Linked DNA regions of Homo sapiens: regions 1 and 2 are each linked to region 3. The links are chromatin contacts, found by Hi-C or POLR2A ChIA-PET in ENCODE. All regions are on one chromosome and are shown on one strand. Each heading gives the region's core, a stretch centred on a gene start or an enhancer-like site at or near the end of the contact. The rest is flanking DNA. Distances are from core to core; before and after follow the strand shown.

What was found. A loop is a pair of places that touch in the nucleus more often than their neighbours do. ChIA-PET counts read pairs that join two places held with the same protein, here RNA polymerase II (POLR2A). Pooled maps may share reads with other maps.
Region 1: a pooled map shows a loop between it and region 3 (6-fold over the local background). The contact joins the promoter of ZNF600 here to the promoter of ZNF347 in region 3. A Hi-C loop is called at or near these places in 7 of 50 pooled maps. POLR2A ChIA-PET finds 5 or more read pairs at or near these places in 4 of 52 experiments (H1, activated B cell, activated T-cell and 1 more).
Region 2: a loop to region 3 is called in a pooled map, with 19 times the contacts of the local background. The contact joins the promoter of ZNF28 here to the promoter of ZNF347 in region 3. A Hi-C loop is called at or near these places in 8 of 50 pooled maps. POLR2A ChIA-PET finds 5 or more read pairs at or near these places in 2 of 52 experiments (CD8-positive, alpha-beta memory T cell and Panc1).

What each region holds. Positions count from the first base shown.
Region 1 is chr19:52,783,858-52,788,515 of GRCh38, reverse strand. ZNF600 (zinc finger protein 600) reads left to right here and starts at 1,725. Exons shown (of 6, transcript NM_001321866.4): 1 at 1,725-1,921. RefSeq lists silencers at 1,567-1,716, 4,464-4,640 and enhancers at 1,049-1,906, 1,907-2,765.
Region 2 is chr19:52,820,383-52,825,084 of GRCh38, reverse strand. ZNF28 (zinc finger protein 28) reads left to right here and starts at 3,452. Exons shown (of 4, transcript NM_006969.5): 1 at 3,452-3,499. It also overlaps a transcript of ZNF600 not described here. RefSeq lists an enhancer at 3,006-3,507.
Region 3 is chr19:53,157,759-53,161,971 of GRCh38, reverse strand. ZNF347 (zinc finger protein 347) reads left to right here and starts at 2,919. Exons shown (of 5, transcript NM_032584.3): 1 at 2,919-2,963. RefSeq lists a silencer at 2,737-2,986 and an enhancer at 2,722-3,016.

The DNA.
Region 1 (4,658 bases), core at 476-2,975, 370 kb after region 3:
TTATCCCTGGTGAGGTCTCCCCTGTGTGTGTGTTTTGTCACAGGAAAGGAGGGAGTGATTTCTAAAAATTAAATCTCGTATTTTTTTTTACATACAGGATTGATTTTCCAAAGACTCATGTTACGTGAGGAAGACACCAAGAGGAGCAAAGAAAAGGAGCCAGGGATGGCTCTTCCTCAGGTGGAGTAATATTCCTCGGTGGATTCTTCTGTCTCTTTCCTTTCTGAAATGCCAGGTATTGTAGTAGCCAGTCTTCTGTGAGTCTGAAGCATCCTGCCTCACACGTTTGCTCACACTAACCCATGCCTTTTCTCAGTCCTTGTCATCTTCACTTAAATTCCATCTTCTATAACCTAGTGACATGAGCTTGGGAAGAGGCTGCACTGGGCATGGTCCTGGGAAGGGCTCACACCAGAGATGGATGGAGATGGGGTGTGGACCCCAAGGTGTCAGTGATATTGGGCAGCAGGGATTGTTCAGGGGCCACATCTGGATGCACATTTAGCTCTTTGTGGATCAGATCAGAGAATCTATGTATGAAAGTCATACATTAATGTATGCACTGGTATCTGTGTACTGGTATCTGGTAAATTCTGGAAAAGGAGACAAACTAGGGGAGATATTTCTTTTTCTTTTTCTTTTTCTTTTTTTTTTTTGAGACGTAGCCTCGCTCTGTCGCCCAGGCTGGAGTGCAGTGGCACGATCTTGGCTCACTGCACGCTCCGCCTCCCGGGTTCACTCCATTCTCCTGTCTCAGCCTCCCTAGTAGCTGGGATTACAGGCACCCACCACCACGCTTGGCTAATTTTTTTGTATTTTTTAGTAGAGATGGGGTTTCACTGTGTTAGCCAGGATGGTCTCGATCTCCTGACCTCATGATCTGCCCGCCTCAGCCTCCCAAAGTGCTGAGATTACAGGTGTGAGCCAGCGCGCCCGGTCTTGTTTTTGTTTGGGTTAGGCGGGCTCCTGTAGTTCCAGTTACTCGAAAGGCTGAGGCAGGAGAAGGGCGTGAACCCGGGAGGCGGAGCTTGCAGTGAGCCAAAATCGTGCCACTGCACTCCAGCCTGGGCGACACAGCGAGACTCCGTCTCAAAAAAAAAAAAAAAAAAAAAAAGTAAAAGAGCGAGAGAGAGATCAGGAAGAGGACCCTGCAGTTAGGGGGTGTTACTTTGTCGCCCAGGATGGCCTGGACCCCCAGGTTCAGGGATTCTCCCGCCGCTGCTTCCTGAGTAGCTGGGACCTCAGGCTTCCGCCTCGTGCCCGCATCCCTGCTGTGTTTAGGCAGCAGGTGGTGACCTCACTCCTCCCTGGCCTGAGCTCTCCGTCCCGCATCCCAGGCGGAGGCCCTAGGGAACACTTTGAAGCTGAGCACGGGGTGGACCCTCCCTCCTGAGTGAATGGAGAATAGAAAGGGAGAGGATTTCTGTTCTGTTCTGTGGGCCATCAGCATGAAATCGTATGTTCCGCCCTGGCAGGGCTTTGCATTTCACATTCTAGTTTGCATTCCCGTTCCAGATAATTCCAGGGCTTTTGAATCATGCCTCAGCCTTCCTGGCCGCTGTCGCCTCCAAAAACTCGAAAAACAGAGGCGCTGAGTGCGAGGCTGAGAAGCACAGGTCCCGCCCCGGGCCCTCCCTCTGCCGGTTCTAAAGGGCAAGGTCTCTCCGCCTGGGGCCCCGCCTCTACCCCGCCCAGGTCCAGCCAACCTGCCCCGGCCTGGCTTCAGTCCTGGGCGCGCACAAACCCGGAAGCGGATCGCGTGGAGTGAAGGTCCTACCACGGCGCGTGAGTTTTGCTCTGCCTTGGATTAAGTCTGCACTTCCCAGGTCCCCGGCGCTTCTGCCCCTGGGACGTGGGATCCCCACGGACCTGGAAATTCTCGCCTGTCTTCCCTTCACCCAGAGCAAATTGAGACGTCCCGGTAAGAGTCTGGAAGTTGCTTGCTTTTGGGTTTGAAGTCGCTCGGAGGCTGGTCCCGTCCCCGGTCTTTCTGCTATAGGGCAATGTATACACTTCCTATCGCGTATTTTTCCTGCTCAAAACATTTTTCTGACTATTCCCGCCCCGTGCTTTTTAAAGTCCTCACCCGCGAGGTGGATTCCAGCCCTGGGCGCCTCCCAGCCTCGCCCCAGTTGGCACCTGGAGCGCGGCGCCCCGGCCCCAGCCCCGGGGAGGCTGCGTCCTCTGCCTGGTCCTGGGATCCTGCAGGTCCCACCTTTGTCTTAGGGTGCCGTCGCCCACCACGTCCCTCCTGGTGCCGGGCCCTGCTGCTCCCCAAGTCTTCGCTTCCCCTGAGCCAGGGTTGGGGTGGGTCGCAGGGGCTTGTCCTATGATACCAGGTGTTCTTTCCTGTCCAGCTCCACCCCCTGGAAAATGCGCTTCTACGGGATGCAGGCGTCTTACTCCAAACCCGCCTGTGATTACTCCAAACCCGCCTGGGCCAAAGGGATCAGGAGATAGAGAGAGGGACTGAGAGAGCAGTAGAAAACCAGAGACAGAGAAAAGAAGAATGAGAAAGGCCCATAACAGATGGCAAAGTAGAGGATGGGTTAGGAATTTGCCAAGAGACAGCAAAAGTGAAAGAAAAAAAACTAAGAAAGCAGGAGGAGAAAAGCAACTGGAGAAATGTAGAGAAAAGCTAGATGTACAGAAAGATGAAGGACAGCAAGGTAGGGAGAGGGGCAGCAAAGAGGGAGGCTCACCAGAGTGAGGGAGAGGAGGAGGGATTTGGAGCCAGGGCAGACAGAGCAGAGTGGTGCTGGTGGCAAGAACAGATGGAGAACCACAGCAGGGAGGACACCTGGGGATCTGAGGTGCTGGAGAGTGGGGACAGAGGGGTATAACAGGGAAGAGAGAATTTAATAGGGAGAGCAGAGGAGACGGAGAGATAAGAGAAGAGGCTGTAATATATAGACATTGAGGAAGATTGAAAGATTGGGGAGAAAGAACAACAAGAGGTTAAATAAGGACCGGGCGCTGTGGGTCATGCCTGTAATCCCAGCATTTTGGGAGGCTGAGGCGGGTGGATCACCTGAGGTCCGGAGTTCGAGACCAGCCTGATCAACAGGGAGAAACCCCGTCTCTATTAAAAATATAAAATTAGCTGGGAGCGGTTGCACATGCCTGTAATCCCAGCTACTAGGGAGGCTGAGGCAGGAGAAACCTTTGAACCTGGGAGGCAGAGGTTGCGGTGAGAGCCAAGATCGCACCGGTGCACTCCAGCCTGCACAACAAGAGTGAAACTCCATCTCAAAAAGGAAAAAAAAAAAAGAGGTTAAATAAGCTGTGAGAATGGAGCAGAAGAGGTGGAAGAGAAGTAATAGAGGGAAGAAGGGGATAAACAGCAGGAGAGGAGAGGGGTACAAAATGAGGAGCACAATCCCAGGGAAAAAGAAAAGAAAACAAGAGCTAGAGAGAGAAGGGGAGAATGAGAGATATGCACAGAATTAGGGAGGGAAGCACAGTAATGAAGAAAGAGGGGCTGGGCGCAGTGGCTCATGCCTGTAATCTCAGCACTTTAGGAGACTGAGGCAAAGGGATTGCTTGAGTCTAGGAGTTCAAGACCAGCCTGGGCAAAATAGTGAGGCTCCCCCCATCTCTGTCAAAAAAGGAAAAAAAAAATTTAACCGGGTGTGATAGTGTGCACCTGCAGTTTCAGCTTCTCTAGGCCGAAGCAGGAGGATCACTTGAGCCCAGGAGCTCCAGGCTGCTGTGAGCAGAGATCATGCCACTGTACTCCAGCCTGGTCAAAAGAGCAAGACCCTGTCTCAAAAGAAAAAAAGGGTGGGGGACTTTGGGTACAGATAAGTGGGTGAGTTCATTGGATATGATTAGTTGTGACATGTTGACTTCTGTGTATATCATCTAATACCTTGTTTAAATTATACAGATGAGATTTAGAATTTTAAAACTCCTGTCTATGAGACATGTACATTCTATAAATTTTGGTATCAGAGGTTAGCTTCTACTTGGAATCCCAGTTATTCAGTTGTGAGTCAGTCTCTTCCCTTTTCCCAGGGTGGGGTAGGAAGTGGGACAGTGATGTGGGGGAAAAAAAATCACTTTCTCTTATTACATAATACTTTTAATTTATTAATTAGTTTATATTTTGAGACAGGGTCTGGCTCTGTCACCCAGGCTGGATTACAATAGCGTTCTCTACTCTAACTGCAGCCTCGACCTCCTAGGCTCAAGCGATCCTCCTCCCTCAGTCTCTCTAGTAGCTGAGACCACAGGTGTGAGACACCAAGCCCAGCTAGTTGTTTTTTTTCTTTGTTTGTTTGTTTTTTTGTAGAAACAGGGTTTCAGTATGTTTCCCAGGCTGGTCTCAAGATCCTGGGCTCAAAGTTTCCTCCTGTCTTGGCCTTGCAAAGTACTGGGATTACAGGGATGAGCCGCCATGCCGGGCCTACCTACTAATTATTATTATTATTTTTTTTTGAGGTGGAGTTTTGCTCTTTTTGCCCAAGCTGGAGTGCACTGGCACGATCTTGGCTAATGACTATCTCTGCCTTTAGGGTTGAAGCGATTCTCTTGTGATACTTCCCCCGAGTAGCTGGGATTACTGGCATGCGCCACCACGCCCTGCTAATTTTGGATTAGGAGGCTGAGGCAGAAGAATCACTTGAACCCGGGAGGCAGAGGTTGTGGTGAGCTGA
Region 2 (4,702 bases), core at 2,203-4,702, 340 kb after region 3:
GTGTAAAAGCGCCCTCTCTGAGAACATGAGAGAGCACCATGTGCCCTGCAGCCTCTGCATTTCAGGCTCAAGCAATCCTCCCATCTCAGCCTCCCAAGTAGCTGGAACTACAGGTGTGCACCACCGTGTCCAGCTAATTTTTGTATTTTTGGTAGAAACATGGTTTCAACATGTTGCCCAGGCTTATTTTGAATTTTTAGTCCCGTTATTTCTAAGTCTCTGTTTTATAAATTTGTGTATAATTTCTTGGGATCATCCACGTTATCTCTTTGTATATCTGGTTATGTTCTGTTGGAACTTCAGCAGTTCAGAAATCAGCCAGCTTTCACGGTTTTTGGTGTCTGACTTCAGTGAGGAAGAACACTCTCCAATCAGACTGGCTAGAGATTCCTGAGACCTCTCCAGATTTTTCTTTATTTTCGTCTTTAAAGTTAGTTATTTCTTTTTTTTGAGATGGAGTCTCTCTATGTCACCCAGGCTGGAGTGCAGTGGCACAATCTCAGCTCACTGCAACCTCTGCCTCCCAGGTTCAATTGATTCTTCTGTCTCATCCTCTTGAGTATCTGGGACTACAGGCGCGCACCACCACACCTCGCTAATTTTTGTATCTTTAGTAGAGATGGGGTTTTACCCTGTTGGCCAGGCTGGTTTCACAGTCCTGACCTCAGGTGATCTGCCCACCTCGGCCACCCAAAGTGCCGGGATTGCAGGCATGAGCCACCGCGACCAGTCATGGATAGCTTTAAATCAACAAAGTAATAAGTTGTGTTAGACTGTCAGCCAACCGGCAGGTAGACATATCTTTGTATTTACCTGGATGCCTATGTAAGAAAAACTTAAAGAGGAGGCATTTCCTTTGTTTTTGAGGACACCCTACTGTGGAACTGGTAATGTGTTTTTTTTGTTTTTTGTTTTGTTTTGTTTTATTTTGTTTTGAGACGGAGTCTCACTCAGGCATGAGCCACTGCGCCGGCCATATTTATTATTATTATTATTATTATTATTTATTTTTTGTTTTTGAGACGGAGTTTCACTGTTGTTGCCTGGGCTGGAGTGCAATGGCGTGATCTTGGCTCACCACAACCTCCGTGTCTCCTGGGCTCAAGCGATTCACCTCCCTCAGCCTCCCGAGTAGCTGGGAATAGAGGCACATGCCAACAGGCCAGGCTAATTTTTGTATTTATAGGAGAGATGGGGTTTCTCCATATTGGTCAGGCCGGTCTCCAACTTCCGACCTCAGGCCATCTGTCCTCCTCGGCCTTCCAAAACGCTGGGATTACAGGCTTGAACCACCGCGCCTGGCCTGAAGTGGTATTTTTTAGAAAGTAACTAAGCCTTTTTTCAGTTTAATGACCCAAGGATGTATTTCTGAAGGTCTTGGGAACGATCCTTGTAAGGCAAACTACAAGGGCGATAGTACCTATATCTCAGTAGGAAGTTAAATAATTCAAACATCAAATATTTCAAATTTAAAGCTACGGACATTTAAATAATTCTGAGCTTTGAGAGGAACGTGGTCATGCAACCTGAGTCCAGTGGTGTGCAGGCGCAACTTCTAAGAGTTTTACTGGCCAGGTGCGGTGGCGCACGCCTGTAGTCTCAGCACTTTGGGAGGCTAAGGTGGGTGGATCACTTGAGGTCAGGAATTAGAAACCAGCCTGGCCAACATGGTGAAACCCCGTGTCTACTGAAAATACAAAAGCATTAGCCAGGCATGGTGGCGTGTGCCTGTAATCCCAGCTACTCAGGAGGCTGAGGCAGGAGAGCTGCTTGAACCCGGGAGATGGAGGTCACAGTGAGCCAAGATTGCACCACTGCACTCCAGCCTGGGCAACAGAGCAAGACTCCGTACCAAAAACCAAACCAAAACAAAACAAAACAAAAAGTGCAATAAAATTTAGTTTCCTAATATAAATTTTAAAAAAAGTTTACCTGTAAATAATTAGGAAGACTAACCTGTTGGCATCATTGTCCCTTCTTATGGAGTGATAAAGTAACCTTCCTTGAAGTGTATCAATCCATAACCAATCAATTTGCTGCAGCCTATGCACTGGCCTTGAATGGAAAATGTGATTCTGGTAAAGCTTCTCTGTCTTTCCCTGTGTGTGAAACCTTAACGTCTCTACTTGGGAACACGGGCCCCCTTCATTTGGAGTTGACGTTTCCAGGTGGCTATCCTCAAGCTTTGTGTTCCAATAAACTCTATAGTTAATTATGTATTCTAAATTTTATTATTTACTGCTGACGTCAGTTTCTGTCGGACTGTAGCAGCCTCACTAGAGACGGCACCTGCCTCCATGTTGTAAAACTCACACTTGTCAAAAAGACGTGGGTTAAAGTAATTCCCCTCTCTCTGCATGAAGCTAACTAGCTGACACAGATAGTCACCTCCATTACCAAGTACAGCCAGGATGAACTATGTGCGACCAAGGCTGTTGTCAACTAATCTTCCCTGAGGACTGATTAGTGTTTATCTTGAAAACATGTACTTAACGGGTTGCATAGAACAATGAAGTTTCTTTCTCTCTTTTCAACCTCTTAGCTGTTTGCCTCTATTTCCCAACACATTCTGGTCTAAGGCTTATTCATTAATAGAATAGTTCTTATTTCTTCCTGTTTTGTCATGAAGATGATTTCTCATTTCGGGGAAGATTTTTTAGTTTTCAGTTGTATTTTCTCAACATTTAAAAAGCAAAGTAAAGAGTATTTCCTGGGCCAGGCACAGTGGCTCAGGCCTGTAATCCCAGCACTTGGGGAGGCCAAGGCAGTCGGATCACTTGAAGTCAGGAGTTCGAGACCAGCCTGTCCAACATGGCGAAATCCTGTCTCTACACAAAATACAAAAATTAACCGGGCATGGTGGGTGTGCCTGTAGTGCCAGCTACTCCGGAGGCTGAGGCAGAAGAATCGCTTCAACCCAGGAGGCAGAGGCTGCAGTGAGTCAAGATCTCGCCACTGCACTCCAGCCAGGGCGACAGAGAAATAGCCTCAAAAAAAAAAAAAAAAAAAAGGGAAAAAGAAAAGAAAAAAATGTAAATAAAAAGGAGAAAGTAATAGATCTCTTTTACAAATGTGCTGGGACAACTAACTGGATATCCACACGGAAAAGAGTAATGTTGTATCCCTGTCTCGCACAAGCAAATTTTTTTTTTATTATTTTTTTATTTTTTTATTTTTTTTTAGAGACGGAGTCTGGCTCTGTTGCCCAGGCTGGTGTGCAGTGGCTCGATCTCGGCCCAATGCAAGCTGTATCTCCCGGGTTCAAAAGCCTGAGAACATGGCCTGGGAGGAGGCTGAGACTCACAGGTCCCGCTCCGGCCCCGCCCTCTGCGGGTTCTAAAGGGCAAGGTCTCGCCGCTTCGCGCCCCGCCCACACCTCACCCGGGCCCCGCTCGCCTCCTCGTTGGCTCCACCCAGGCCTGGTTTCTGTCCTGCGCGCGCAGATTCGCGCAGACCAGGAAGCGGATCCCGTGGAATGACGGTGACGCCGCGGCGGGCGGTGAGTTTTGCTCTGTGTGGTGTTAAGTCTGAGCTTCCCAGGTCCCCGGCACTTCTGTACATGGGATGTGGGGTCCCCCTAGACCTGGAAGTTCTCCCCTTTCTTCGTTCACTCAGAGCAAATGGAGATGTTCTACTGGGAGTCCGGAAGCCCCTTCTTTTTAGGTTTAAAGTCGCCCTGAGGCTGGTCCCGTCCCGGGTCTTTCTGCTACAGGGCAATGTATACACTTCCTATCTCGTAGTTTTCCTGCTCAAAACCTTTTTTTGACTCCTTCCGCACGGCTCTTTTTAAAGTCCTCACCCTAGAGGTGTATTCCCACCCTGTGCGCCTCCCAGCCTCATCCTCCTGGGTTCCTGGAGCACAGCGCGGCGACCCCAGTCCCGGGAAGGCTGCGTTCTGTGGTCCTGGGATCCTGCGGATCCCACCCTTGTCCGAAGGCGTCGTCGCTCCCCACCTCCCTCCTCCTCTTGCTGGGCCCTGCTGCTCCCCAGATCTCCCCTCCGCAGTCACCGCTTCCCCTGAGCCCGCGTTGGAGAGGTGCCTGGGGCTTGTCCTGTGACGCGGGGTGTTCTTGCCCGCCCAGCTCCAGCTCTGGGAAAATGCGCTTCTCCGAGATGCAGGTGTCTTACTCCAAACCCTCGTGTGATCGTGTGGGCCAAAGGGATCAGGAGACAGAGAGAGGGACTAAGAGAGCAGTAGAAAACCTGAGACAGAGAAAAGAAGAATGAGAAAGACCCATAACAGATGGCAAAGTAGAGGATGGTGAGGGATTTGCCAAGAGACAGCAAAAGTGATAAAAGATAAGAAAGCAGGAGGAGAAAAGCAACTGGAGAAATGTAGAGAAAAGCTAGATGTACAGAGAGATGAAGGACAGACAGCAAGGTAGGGAGAGGGGCAGAAATGTGGAGGCTCATCAGAGTGAGGGAGAGGAGGAGGGATGTGGAGCCGGGTCAGACAGAGCAGAGTGGTGCTGGTGGCAAGGAGAACAGAGGGAGAAGCACAGCGGGGAGGACACCTGGGGATCTGGGGTGCCAGACTGGGTCCAGGGGGTTATAACAGAGAAGAGAGAATTTAACAGGGAGAGCAGAGAGGGGAGAAGAGGTGGAAATCTATGGAGATTGAGGACGATCTAAAGATTGGGGAGAAGGACCAACAAGAGGTTAAATAAGGGCCGGGCGCGGTGGCTCACGCCTGTAATCCCAG
Region 3 (4,213 bases), core at 1,670-4,169:
CACCATGCCCAGCCCAGAAACTAATTGTATTTTGTACTTGAATTATTCTCTCCACACTCTGCCTTGGGATACTTATGTGGTATAATGAAAATCCCACAGAAAGGATATTTCAGACTCTCACACCCTGAAGTCTGCATTGCTCTTCATGCATATGCACAGTATTATTATATTTTTGCATGTCTCTTTCTTGCATGCCAAATAACACCTATGGCATTTATCTTGATGTACCTGAAGTGAAAATACAAGTATAGTAAAAATATGACATATTAGGAAACAAAAAAACTGTGGGGAATATGGATAAAAACAACAACATCTCTTTTTTACCTTTGGAATGCTCAGTGGCAATTGGAAAAATTAATATATATAAATTTTCTTTTAAGAAAGAACATAACACATTCAGATTTTTTTTTTTCCTGGCAGATAAACGACAAAGTTTGTATGTTCACCCTCATAACATTTTGATCATTTGAACTTGTGACCTCTCTACTGGAACTGTATTGAACTTCACCTAAAGGTTGGTTGAGAAGTGTTATGAGACTGTTTATTACATAATGTGGGTTTCTGGGGAAAGCTGGGTAGACTTCCAAAGCTGGTCTAAAAATGGCTTGAGAGCCCAGATAAGCAACTTGCTTGGTGTGTTATGGTTGATAAGGTGTGGGGATGGGTTAGAGGAAGCTTTGTGTGGTTTGAACGTCCATCTAGTGACAAAGGAGGAAGCACTCAAGCATGACCAGTTTGACCAAATGGGCAGAACAGAAGTGCAGAGCTGTAAAAGCGTTAGTAGTACAACATCACAAAATGGAGACTGACGCTAGTACACTGAATTATTTACTCTGGAAAGTTCTGAATTCTTGGTTTGGGAAGACCCCAGTTTTCTTTTTTGTTTGTTTGTTTTGTTTTGTTTTTTGAGACGGAGGCTTGCTCTGTCACCGGGGCTGGAATGCAGTGGCGTGATCTCGGCTCACTGCAACCTCCACCTCCCAGGTTCAAGTGATTCTCCTGCCTCAGCCTCCCAAGTAGCTGGGACTACAGGCATGTGCCACCACGCCTGGCTAATTTTTGTATTTTTAGTAGAGACAGTTTCACCATGTTGGCCAGGCTGGTCTCGAACTCCTGACCTCAAGTGATCCACCCGCCTCTGCCTCCCAAAGTGCTGGGATTACAGGTGTGAGCCACCACGCCCTGCCCTAGTTTTCTTGATAGTAATATTCTACATTTATTCTTCCGCTGTACCCATAGGACTCATTAAAAATAACACAACTGTTGAAAATGTTTTTGAAATCCTGTTTAGTTATAATGCCTAAGATGTTTTTATACTAACTCAGTGAAAATCTGTGGAAAAGTTTCTTACATAATAAATATGATTAAGCAGTTTTACTGGAAGGGCATTTCTCCAAAGGCTATGGAAATGTTATTTTCAGTTTATGGTATTGAGCAATATATTTCATGGTTTATGTTCAATTGTAGTAAAATTACTTTTTATTTTTTAATATGATTTTCCCTTTTATTTTTTTCTTTCATATATTGTAACCCAGATGAAACGTTTAATATTTTGTTAAAGTGAAAACTATACGGTGTATATAAATAAGGGTGTTGTTTGGAGATAAAATTGTGTGACATGAAAATGTACATAAGACAATAGCAGGTATAAACTAGGTTCTCTATAAACATGAAAAAAGGGTATCCCTGTGAGTCTTTAGTTCAGTCAATGTACTGGGATGGTACGTTAGAAATACTGGAAAACTATTCTTTAGGCGAAAATAAATCCAATTGTCATGTGGTGACTATTTTCCACACTCTGTTATCCACATCTGATAGAACATTAAGAAACAGAAAACAAAAAAATAGACCCAATATAGATTACAATTTTAAAATAAAAAGTACTGTGTCAAGTTCCCTTCAGAATGCCCATAAAGTGAATTTGAAATTACATGATATTTAGAAATTATTGATTTAAGCATATTTTGATGCAAAGAAAGATTATGTCAAAGTTGTTTGTGGTTAAGTCATTTCAAGTGTGGAACGGAATAACGAATATAAGCAAAAATAATGCAGTTTATCTCTATTTTTTAAAAATTCACATGGTTTAAATCAGTAGTTGACTGGGCACAGTAGTTCACTCCTGTAATCCCAGCAATTTTGGAGGCCCAGGCAGGAGGATTGCTTGAGGTCAAGAGTTGGAGACCAGCCTGGGCCGAGACTCCCATCTTTACAAAAATATATGTTTTAAAGAACAATAAAGCAGCCCTTGGTGATCTAACTTATCGGCCTTAACCTTCCCATGAATTGAGCACAGGCTTGACTCTTCCACTGGGGAGAATGGGGATTTGAAATGTAAAGGAGGTTCTGTTGGGCTACTGCATTAAATTGCATATCCGTCCAGGTAGGATGCTGCATTTCCCATTCTACTTTGAATCATCCTCAGAGATAATTTCCAGACATTTTAGTTAAATTAAATACATTTTAATTGCAGGAATTGCTGGATCCAATCGCCGTGCCTCGTGGATCCTCCACTAAGATCCCAGTTCCCAGACCGAGATCCCCGATTCCCAGATCCCCGTTCCTGAGCTGCAGCAGACTCCCTAGCAGGACTGGGTCCAACCCGCCGGCAAACAATTTTAACATAAACCGTTTTCAACTTGGTAAGAGGAAATCATTTTGGTTTCTATCATAAGTGGTCCACGTAAGTCTATTCTTTCACCTTAAAACTGCTTCAAATTGGAACGGTGCTCCCGGGGACATAGTGAACACTCCAGCGTTTCTAAACCGGGAAAAATGAGACTGCGGGCTAGGCAGGCTGAGGGAAGCGCAGACCCCGCCCCAGCTCCGCCCCAGCGTTTCGTCCGCAGACCCCGCCTCTCCCCAGGCCCCGCCCCCAGAGTGCCCGGGCTCTTTTCCGCGCACGCGCAGTTTTCTGCAGTTCCGGAAGCGGATCGTGTTGGGTGCGGGTGACGCCGCCGAGCGTGAGTGTCCCTCAGTATGGATTAAACTTGCGAACCGCCGTGCCCCGTTTCCGCAGCCAGTTCCCGGGCTCGCTACAGACCTTTTTTTTTTTCTTTTTTTTTTTTTTTGGTGAGACGGAGATTTACTCTTGTTGTCCAGGCTGGAGTGCAATGGCGCGATTTCGGCTCACCGCATCCTCCGCCTCCCAGGTTCAAGCGATTCTCCTGCCTCAGCCTCCCGAGTAGCTGGGATTACAGGCATGTGCCACCACGCCCGGCTAATTTTGTATTTTTAGTAGAGACGGGGTTTCACCGTGTTGCCCAGGCTGATCTCGAACTCCTGACCTCAGGTAATCCGCCCGCCTCGGCCTCCCAAAGTGCTGGGGTTACAAGCGTGAGCCACTGCGCCCGGCAGCTACAGACCTTAAGATCCCCGCACCGCGCCCTCCACCCCAGCTGACTCGCGGTGTGGGTTCGGAGTCGCTTCTCTTTGGGTTGAAGTAGCTCTGAGGCTTCTCCCTGTCCCCGGCCTTTCGCGTCTTCCTCCCGCTTAAAACCCTTTCCTGACCCCTCCTCCCGCCCCGGGCTTTTTAAAGTCCTCGCCCGCGAGGTGGATTCCCGCCCTGGGTGCCTCCCAGCCTCGCCCTCGTCGGCCCCTGGAGCGCAGCTCCTCAGCCCCGGTACCGGCGAGGCCGCGTCCTCTGCCTGGTCCTGGCATCCTGCAGACCCCACCCCTCTTCTAAGGCGCCGTCGCCCCGCCACCTCCCTCCTCCTCGTGCCGGGCCCTGCTGCTCCCCAGGCCTCCCCTTCGCAGTCCCCGCTTCTCCTGAGCCCGCGCTGGGGAGGTGCCCGGGGCCTGTCCTGTGACACCCGGTGTTCTTGCCTGCCCAGCTCCAGCCCCTGGAAAATGCGCTCCTCCAAGATGCAGGCGTCTTAGTCCAAACCTTCCTGTGAATGTGTGGACCAAGGGGATTAGCAGGTAGAGAAAGGGGCAGAGACAGAGAGAGAAGTAGAAAAACTGAGAGGAAAGAGTGAGGGAAACCCGTAACCAGATGGCAAAGTAGAGGATGGGCGAGGGATTTGCAGATGGTAAGAGAAGGAGCTGAGAAGGCAGAAGGAGAAAAGCAACTGGGGAAATGTAGAGAAAAGCTCGATGTCCAGAGACATGAAGGACAGCAAGGTAGGGAGAGGGCCAGAAAGTGGGAGGCTCCTCAGACAGAGTCCGGGAGAGGAGGAGGGATTTGGAGCCAGGGCAGACAAGCAGCGTGGTG